Regions from separate parts of the Homo sapiens genome. Here region 1 is linked to region 2. Evidence: chromatin loops called from intact Hi-C (ENCODE). Cell type or tissue: endothelial cell of umbilical vein. All regions are shown on one strand.

Evidence for each region. Peaks named below come from ENCODE experiments on the same cell type or tissue, not always from the same donor. Only the 100,000 strongest peaks of a DNase experiment are listed, where the experiment ranks them.
Region 1: it touches region 2 in a loop (13-fold over the local background); 3 of 110 quality-filtered maps call a loop at or near these places.

Annotation. Positions count from the first base shown.
Region 1 is chr9:73,269,254-73,274,253 of GRCh38, reverse strand. The region is part of intron 1 of LOC101927281 (a long non-coding RNA gene); the gene reads right to left. Among named protein-coding and RNA genes, the nearest start is that of ANXA1, 120 kb to the right of the region's middle. In endothelial cell of umbilical vein, no CTCF peak of the experiment used is centred here; a DNase peak (open chromatin) is centred at 3,003.
Region 2 is chr9:74,568,486-74,573,485 of GRCh38, reverse strand. The region is part of intron 1 of RORB (RAR related orphan receptor B); the gene reads right to left. Among named protein-coding and RNA genes, the nearest start is that of RORB-AS1, 72 kb to the right of the region's middle. In endothelial cell of umbilical vein, a CTCF peak has its summit at 2,367; a DNase peak (open chromatin) is centred at 2,325; H3K27me3 peaks cover 140 bases.

The sequences.
Region 1 (5,000 bases), 1.3 Mb after region 2:
TAAAAGGGTAACATGCACAGTGAGACAAACTTTGAGGATATTTGTAATATATTCTAGAGATCTCTATCCCACCATACTAAAGCAAGTGGAAGATTTTTATTTCAGTCAAAAATTGAAGCAATTAGTAAAAGTGTGAAATCCATAATCATTTGTTGAGCTGCTTTTAAAAGTGTTTATCATCACATTTAGTAAATTTCACTATCGTAATTGACCATATTCTTCTCTCACACATGGCAGGAAGAAGCACACATGCTCCTTATTGATGCCACTAGAAGGCACATGCACTAAACCCCAGGAGCAAAATTTAACTTTAATGCATATATAGGAAAATCACTTTACTCATAACTATGCACAAGTATAATTACTGAACAAGGATGAAATGTCATGCAATTAAGTGGAATACCCAGGGATCACACAGGGCATAGTTACAGAATAGAAGAGACCGAAGGATACAGAGACATCTACTGTTTAGGGGATCTCAAAATCATCCAAGGACAGTGTTCTTTTCCCATCTCTGTAGACTTCTCAGAGGAGTCAAGAAAGGTGTCCTCATGGATTTAGATGAAGAACTACCCCCTTTCCACACAGTCCTCTATCCTATCTATCCTGGTTACATCCAAATTCCCTCTAGTAGTATAAGCTACTTAATCTATTCCTTAATATACTACATTTATCCTTGCAAGAATAAGAAAAAAAATCACCATAACAAAAATATGTGCTGCATTTGTTATGGGATTTCCAGCTTCTGATGTCTGTGTCTTAGCCACCACAGTAACAGGAGGCAGGGTCTCAAGTCACCAAGACCTTAGAAATTGACACACTTACTTTACGTGTCACTTTACATAGTGTATTATAAGAGTAGTAATCATATGCCCCAGTTTTCCCAGAACAGTCTCAATTTGTGCCTATTGTCTCCATGTAATTATTAATGGTATCCAATTTTATTTTGAAAGGTGTACTGATTTAGATGATAAGTTGAATGGTCACTCTATCAAAAATGATGGTGTAAGGATAGCATGCCAGGAGAGTTTGCCCTTAGAGGAAATCAGTGTTTTCAAGGGAATAACATTAATTTCTAATCAATGTGTGTATAGTTTCTCTGAAACTGCTTTTCAACAACTATGAATTTTACAATGGAAAGACATTGAATTAAAATGAGATGATCTCATAAATAATATATAATAAACAAAATTCCACACTTACTTTGGGAAAGTATATTGGTTCATTTTCACACTGCTGTAAAGAAATAGATGAGACTAGTAATTTATAAAGAAAACAGGTTTAATTGACTCACAGTTCCACATGGCTGGGGAAGCCTCAGGAAAATTACAATCATGGCAGAAGGCAAAGGAGAAGCAAGCATCTTCTTCACAAGGCAGCAGGAGAGAGAAGAGAGTGTAAAGAAGGAACTGTCAAACATTTATAAAACCATCAGATCTCATGGGAACTCACTCACTATAATGAGAACAGCATGGGGAAACCATCCCCATGATACAATCAACCTCCCATACGGTCCCTCCCTCAACACGTGGGGATTATGGGGATGACAATTCAAGCTGAGATTCTGGTGGGCACACAGAGCAAAACCATATCAGACAGTAGTAAAGTGTTCCCTAGCCACTAGAGAGATGGTGCCATTCTTACTCTTGCAATTTCTTCGTCAAGATTTTAACCTGTATCAGGTCAATCTGGATCATTGTGCAAGTACATTATTACAGGCTGACTTTTCTATGCATTGGCTTATTTTCTCTCCAGGGTCAAAGACACTCTGATAGTATGCTAACACATGAGAAGGAAGGTGAATGACCTCCTTATCTTAGGGTAGGTTGTTAGTAAACCATGCTCTTGTTTTCTTCAAAAAAGTGACACCTGAATGGACTTGCTGGAACACCTGGGTATGTGAAGCAAATAAACATAGAAGAGAAAAATATTATAGCCCACCTCACTAACTGCCTTTTTTATACAGATTGCACTTAATTTTTGTCTCAGTACCCTTTAAAATGTTTTAAATTCTGCATTAAAGTATATATGAAGATATCCTGTTACTCACATAACATTTCCCTTGACAAGGAAGACCATACTAGTGTAATTCTTTGCATAAAATAGAAATGAAGCACAAGCTAGACAAAAAATTACTAAATATACTTTCAAACCCATTCATTCTCTGTTGTGAAACCATATCTGCTATCCTCTACTAAAAACTGGTAAGGAGGTTTGAGAGAACCAAAATCTTATAATAAAAAGATATCTTTGAAATGCTTTTTACCTACAGCTTGAGAAATAGTAGTTGAGTCCAATACTGTATTACATCAATTCAAAATGGAGATATGAGAGAAAAAAAAAGAACGTGTGATTTATTTAAGTAATATAGTATTAAAACCTAAGTTTGAGTTCCCCCAGAGGAATCAACAGATCAAACGGAAATGGAAAGAGTGAACTAAGGTTCTGCTAAAACATAATCCAAGAAAAGAATAAGACAAAAGCATAGCTAAAAACTCTCCTCAAGGGGGGTAACATTTATTTCTAAATACGCCATGCTCTTTGGATTTGGTTCCAATACCTATTTATGTAGATAGAAAAAGAGAACCAACCAAATGTCCCCCTTCGCTACTTCAAGGAATAACTGCTGGAAAGAAGCAATTACAGTCAAATTGCTTACACCTTAAACCCCAGGTGCTCTAGATGGATGGACAGTCCCCTACAGTGTGAAGCTGTAGCTCAGAGACTCAGGGGAGTGGCAAAAGGCAAAGCCTTGTGAGTCGTGTTTTGTAGTAGAGAAAGCAGAAAGATCTTCAAAGTTAGAAGACAAAATGCCTAGGGGAATGGATAAGAGCCTTGTTTCAACAACAAAAGCATACTTTTTAAAAAAACAACATGCATTTGTCAGGGTAAAATGAAAATACATAAGAAAGAAAAGATATGGGAGGGGAGGGATATTATATAAATGAACAGGGTGACTCATTGCATGTACAGGTTTCCCAGTTGGACTGAGGGTTACATATTCAGGAAATGTTTCTTGCGTAACTGGAATGCACAAGGTTCTATGAGGAGCCAGTGATGACTCATATATAGAAGGAGAGATGGTGTCTTCTCCAGTAAGTTTTTAGAAGAGAAAGGGCTAGCTAGCCTGTTAATAAACAACATGGGAACATATATACATTGGTTGAATGACTAGTTTAAGAAGAGAAATTGTCTTCAGCAGATATGCAGTGGTTTTGAGAACTCTGCCATCACACTTCCTGAGTTTGGGTTCCTGGTTCTACCACTTAGTAGTTGTATGATCATAGGCAGGTGTTTAAAACCATGAAATGAAAATTATAATGTTATGTATGATCTTCACATGATTATGGTGAGGATGAAATTAGAGAGTGCATATAAAGTATCTAGTAACATGCTTAGCACAAATATTCAAATAGAAGTAGTTGTATTACTTGTCCTGACTCTATTCTTTTGTCCTGTCTTTGCTCTGCATCCCCTCAACAGTGCTGATTTTATCATCCGGAGATGTGAAGCTAATAATAGCAAGCCATCTTATAGCACTCTGGTAATAACACCTTTCCGTGTTTGTAAAAGTGTGTTGAGTGTCTAGGAAGGTAATAAGGGATGTACTACAAATTCTCTTTATGTTGCACATGTTCTGATAAATTATGTTATCAGTAAGTGAGACATAGATTTGCACATTAGATAAATTTTGGTGTAACAAATATGTCCCAATATTAGTTCTTATTAGATAGACGTTTTTCTCCACCAAGATCAACCCCATCCTTGGATTTTACAATAGGTTTTAGTTGTTTGAAAGGTTTATATGCAAATTTCTACTAAGGAAATCCCAAACCAGCTATGAGCTGGTATACCTTGCCCTTAATAATTGATTTCCAGATAGACAGCACTGCCCAGGGAGTCATGCAACACACACTTCTGTTGAGCCATTCTCCTTTATCTCGATTACCCTTGATGTGTTATCAGGAAACCCGTAGTGCTCTCACTCTTCAGGGAATCATTTTTTCCTTTGGGTGGAGATACTAGGGTTTTACAGATAACTCAGTTGGGGGTTTTCATGGCCATACCTCTCACAATTACAAACTGAGAAGCAAAACCTCTCTTGCAGCTAATATAATTCAGCATCATAAATTTTAGCAAGCTCCTATTTAACATGAGTATATGCAACAATATAGTGTTTTAAATAAAGCACTATATTTTTTCGTTTTGTTTGTCAACACTCTGTTTGATGCTCTGGATGATTTACTCAAGAACAAACACTATCAGATACCTGAGGTTTCTCTGTACTACCTCGGGGGGCTTCAAACCCTGCCACCTCAGATCTCAGTACTTCAAAGAGTTTCCCCCAAGCTGTGTTTACAGCATAAGCTAAAAAACAAGGTCCTGCTTGCTTTCACACACCTTTTCGCCACGTTAAAAATCCTAGCTGCACCAATATAACAACTCTTTCTACATCAGTTGGTAGTGGGTTTGGGATTTGCTGCCATGCATTTTAACTTTTTAAAATCACAAACTACAAGAAGCCAAGTGAAAAATAATCTAAGTGGACTTTTGCCAGAACTTATATCCAATACTTTTCTCTTGATAGGATATAGCTCCACCTTATGGCAGGAAGTTATTTAAAGTGGAGACTAGAATATGTAAGGCATAATGGTGGCATGCACTTTTTTTCCTCTAGAATCATGCTTTTCCTTTCACTTCAATTGCAACTGCAGTTCTATGTGCCAAAGAGGCAGGAAGTCAGTTCTTCCATTTTTCTTCCTTATGAGTCTGTAAAAGTCTTGCATTAAACCTAGTTAATGACTGCTTGGAGCACAAGGGTTGTTAAGGAGACAAACGAAAGATAGGTTTATAAAGCTTGCAAAAGGAAAACGCAGTTATGTTCTTTGATATTCTGATTAATAGCATTGTATTAAGTTCGTCTGTGATACTTTATTACCTAGTCTCTCTGTTCATCTATTTTCTGTGTTTTAACCATCCTTCCTCTTTGTTCGGTGACA
Region 2 (5,000 bases):
TTTTTTTTTTTTTTTTTTTTTAATAACAAAAGCTCAGCCTTTGGTTGAAGGTTGTCACATCAAGCTTAGGGAATGCAGTGCTTCCTGGCCTTCTGTGGAAAAAATTCAAGCACTGACGTTGTCATTTAGAGTGGAGCCAAAATTGAATGGGAAAACACACTTGTACAAATGACATGCACAAGTGGCTGATTGGCCCCTCATTGATATCTGATGTGCAACCCCCTCAAAACAGCTACAGATCATGTGTGAATTCTTTACAAGATGTGCCAGTTAATTAAATGTCCAAAATGGCACCACATACTTTGTTCAAAAAAGTGAGGTCCATGGAGTTAAGATGTGGAAAAAAACACGTTTGAAAACTGTCTAGTCTTCAGTAATTGAAGTATGTGTGAAACTTTTGTTACTTTTACCTCAAGTTATATACTTAGTAGATTGGGAAAATGGGCACCTGACCGAATTACCAAAATAGTTTAATACAAAGAAGATAAGATTTTTGTGATCTACAATTAAAAGATTCTGAAGAGTGAAAATTACCGTCTCAAATTCAGCTACAATTTGCTAATTTTGGAACAGTTGTTCGATATGCAATTTCCTCACATTCTTACCCTTTGTGCCACACACGAAGGGAAAATTGGGAATATCTTTCACAAGGTGGTACTACTGGGAATTGTTTTAACTTATATTGTCATGTTACACCTGGATGAGGAAACATATAAAGTAATTAAGTGAAACCTACTGAGGAAAACAGGGATTTCAGCTGAATTTAGCTAATTAATCCCAAGACTGGCCCCAAGTGTAGAAAGAAAAAATATTCCAAGGGGTTCTCCTTACCGGTTTTAATTTAGCTCTGGGCAATGGCAGTGTGATTCTGCTGGTTTTGTATCTCATTACCCTCAAGAGCACCCTTTTTCCCTCCTGTGACCCGCACTTCAAAGGTGATAACATCACCTCATCAATTGTCAATGCTACCAGTTCAATAACCAGCTATCATGGTGGGGCATCTTTCTTGATGAGAGGCAGATCTTGGCTCTCTCCAAAAATAGCTTGCATGCAGTGCCAGGTAACCCCAGATTTCCTCAGTCATCTAAGCTCAGGAAAAAGACTTCATACCTGTGCTTTCTTTGGGACATGTTCATAGTCAAATAAGGATTATATTTCCTGTGACTTTGGTCTTGAGACATAACTGACCATAATATTTTTTTTCATATCAGTACCCATCATAACCATCTTCCTTTAAAACCAGTGAAAATTGTCTATATTAATAAATGTTATCTATGCTTCCCTATCCCGTTGAATTTAGCAGTCTGAATTTTAAAAAGAGACAGAACGATGGAGCTTTTCATTCAGTATCGCATGGTACAATAATAGTTACTCTAGGGAATTAGCTTTCACTAAACCCTAGCAAGAGTCGCAAATTAATATCTCAGGTGGTGCTATGTTAGAGTTTAGAAGGCCTTCCCCAGGTAGAGAAAGAAAGTTCCCCAGGGGTCTCTGCACTATGCAATATGATGTTATGCAGAAACCAGGTAAGAGCCTCAGGAGGGCGGGGGAGGTGCAGAGATGTGCACCGACTGGGAATGTCCACGGAAGGAATTATCACCGCTTCTTTGTGTGAGGAAGATGGCTCAGAAAGCATTTACTACAATCTGTGCTGGAAATCCTGCCTTGCAACCTTGCCTTTCCTCTACGAGAACAGGGCTATATTTAACATCTGCAACCTCCTATTTTGTCAAACTATAGGAGCATGACATTGTGGAGGTCAAAGTTACCATATTAAAAACCAGAACTCTCATTTAAAAAATTAACCTCAAAGTTTAAAACAAAATTAGTTCACCTTTTACTATTACGAAAAAAATAATATTGAGTAATATTAGGTGCTCTCCAGCAGTGATAATATTTGGTTAAAATATCAGAGGTAATTTAAATAAAAATAGGATGCAAATTAAGTTTTTAAAATTCTTTTAACAACGATAACTTTTTCAAGTAAAAATGTGAGACAGTGAATAGAGAATTCTACCCTTTTTTTGGAGAGAACAACTGTTCCCCAACTCTAGTAATTAAAACTGTGTTTTTTTTTTTTTTTTAAAGGAAAGTAGCAAGTACTGTAGTGAAAAATACTGCTCCGGAGTACTCTCTGCTGTGTACTATTGTAATGCATCAATTTTCATGTGTCTGCATACCACAATATTCTAAAAGAGGTCTAGAATTTGAGGGATGAATGATTTAGTCATGGTTTAGGTGAAATTTTTTGTTTCAAATTTAATCGAGACAATGTGCATTTTAAGACTTTAATTTTGCTTATAGTAATTTAACCAATTTTTAGGAAATGCTCTGACTCTGCTGTCGATACCAGCATCAACCACACGATGTCACCAATAACTACAGTACTGACTTAGCCTTGGGATGAAACTTTAATGCACACATTTCTCCATAGGTTAAATTATTTTCTATTTTGTTCATGAATTTTCTATCTATAAAACTAGCAATCATTTAATTATAATATAATTAATTATATTATTTATTATTAATTCACAACAATAGTGTGATTCCCAGAATTTACAATTTTTGAGGTTTACTTTAAAAAATATTAATAATAAAATGTAAAAGTAATATCCTTTTAAAAGATCCATTTGCTTAGTCACCTTCACATATGTTCTGATGATATAACTCGGAGGTATAGTAAGAATTAATCAAACGGCATGTATTGAACACTATTTTTCAGGCTCTGTGGTGAGACACATTCATACACACACACGTGTGTGCACACACAAATTCATAAGCTGTAGCACACTTGAGTCTTAATCAAGAATTCTTCTAGAATTCTTTTCTTATGTGAAAGCTAGAAGGAATAGAATACTCTTGCTCCCCTAAAATTGTACCAGCCATGCTTAATATTTATGTGTTATATAAATACTCTTTTTGGCATAACACAAGATTAATTAAAGTAACATTTGACCTCTTTTCATGAAGGTAAAGCCGATCTTTTCTATCTCCAGTTCTTCCCACAAATGTATTCTGAATTTACAAGGTTAAAAAAATAAACATATTGTGATTGTAAGACCAACTTTTTCCCTTGAAATGGTTTATCATAATATTATGCTTAATTATGCAAATATGCTGGAGGCTTTTTTTATGGGTGCATCAGCCAAATTCAAATACATTAAAGATGACAAATACATATTCATTTACACATTCAGCACATATATGCCTGTATGCAGAATTCAATTAATTTATAAATAAATTGATACACGTAATGATACAAATATTAAAAAGTGAGAAGGTATGGAGCAAAGCTATTTGAAGAATGCTTATGGAAAACATCCTTCCATTAAAAATAACAAACTTCTAAGGAATTAAATTTATTTTGTGGATTATTCTCTATTCACTCCAAAGAAGATTTCTGAAGAAGGAAGAATTTTAGTATTATAAGATTGGCAATTTTACTAGCTCTAAAAAATATCAACTGAAGTTTTATATTGTTAAAATGGATATGCTGTTATTTTTAAAGGAACATAGGAGGGGAGGAGAAAATAAAAAAGATCTTAATCAAAAACCTTAGTGAGATCTAAAAAAATCGAATAAAAATTTCAAGAGTTTCCAAATATTTGGTGGAGAAAACATACAGGTGAATCTTTAATTTAACAAGCTAGATATTTGGCCTTATTTATATACAGTCAAAGAAAGAGAAATGCATATTTGTATTAGAGTTGTCAGATTTGTGACAAATGCAGTATATAATTTCCTTTTTATTGTTTTTCTGAGGTATTTTAAAATTTTAAACCAAATTTCAAATTTTTTAATTTTGTAGATTATTTTTAAAGTCACCTGGTTTCAATGATGAGCAGGGCCTTATAAAAACAGCACACATTCTACCTTTAAGGCTAGTATTTGTGACTGGTTTTTACATTTGCTATTTCAATGCAACACATCGATTTATAAATTAATCTTATCCCCAGACATCAAAAAATACAAGGTAAATATTTTTTCCTTTTTTTGGTATGTAATAAACACTCTTGAATTGGCCCTACTTTTAAAACTGTCATCATAATGAACTTTCACAACAAAATAGCATTGACATTTATAAATAAACCTGCCTATGGCTACACTATACACTATATACTTTAATATATATTTACATTCCCAATGTCTTTGAGTACAGTCTTCTTAACAGCAGAGTTAAAAAAAGCATCTCATGTATTCATAAAAACTAAGAAAAATAAACACAAGCTTTATAAGATAAAGCTTGAAATAATGACAGATATACCATTGTATTAATTAATGACCTCCCAATTTGGACTTGCATAACAATAATAACAATTCCATTTTATAATGATCTATTAAGAATTTTTTTCATTTGTGTCTGGTGACTGAAATACATTCATATATGGTTATTTACACTATAATATATCAATGGTTTATATTTATCCTAGCAACAACCTGTTCAGCTAACAAAAACCTTAACATTGGTACATTCATACTAACGTTTCTAGCTAAACATATTATGTTTTCTTAGAAGAAGAGTTCTTCTAATAAGGGCTTTTTTGAGTGTATGATTTTTAATATTTGATAAAAGATGAAAGATTTTCATAACTTTAGAACTGTGACACTATAAATATCTTGAGGAAACTGCAAATATTTTAATATACATTTATACTTATAAATATGATTTTAGGTTTAGATTTTAAATGTTCATTTCACTCTAGGTGATAATGCTAGTTCAAACTATTGTAATATTTTTAAAGACAAACTTCCAGTTAATTTTCTTTTTTTCTTTTTTTTTTTTTTTGAGATGGAGTCTTTCTTTGTCGCCCAGGCTGGAGTGCAATGGCGCGACCTTGGCTCACTTCAACCTCTGCTTCCCGGGTTCAAGTGATTCTCCTGCCTCAGCCTCCCGAGTAGCTGGGATTATAGGTGCCCACCACCACACCTGGCTAATTTTTGTATTTTTAGTAGAGACGGGGTTTCACCATCTTGGCCAGGCTGGTCTTGAACTCCTGACC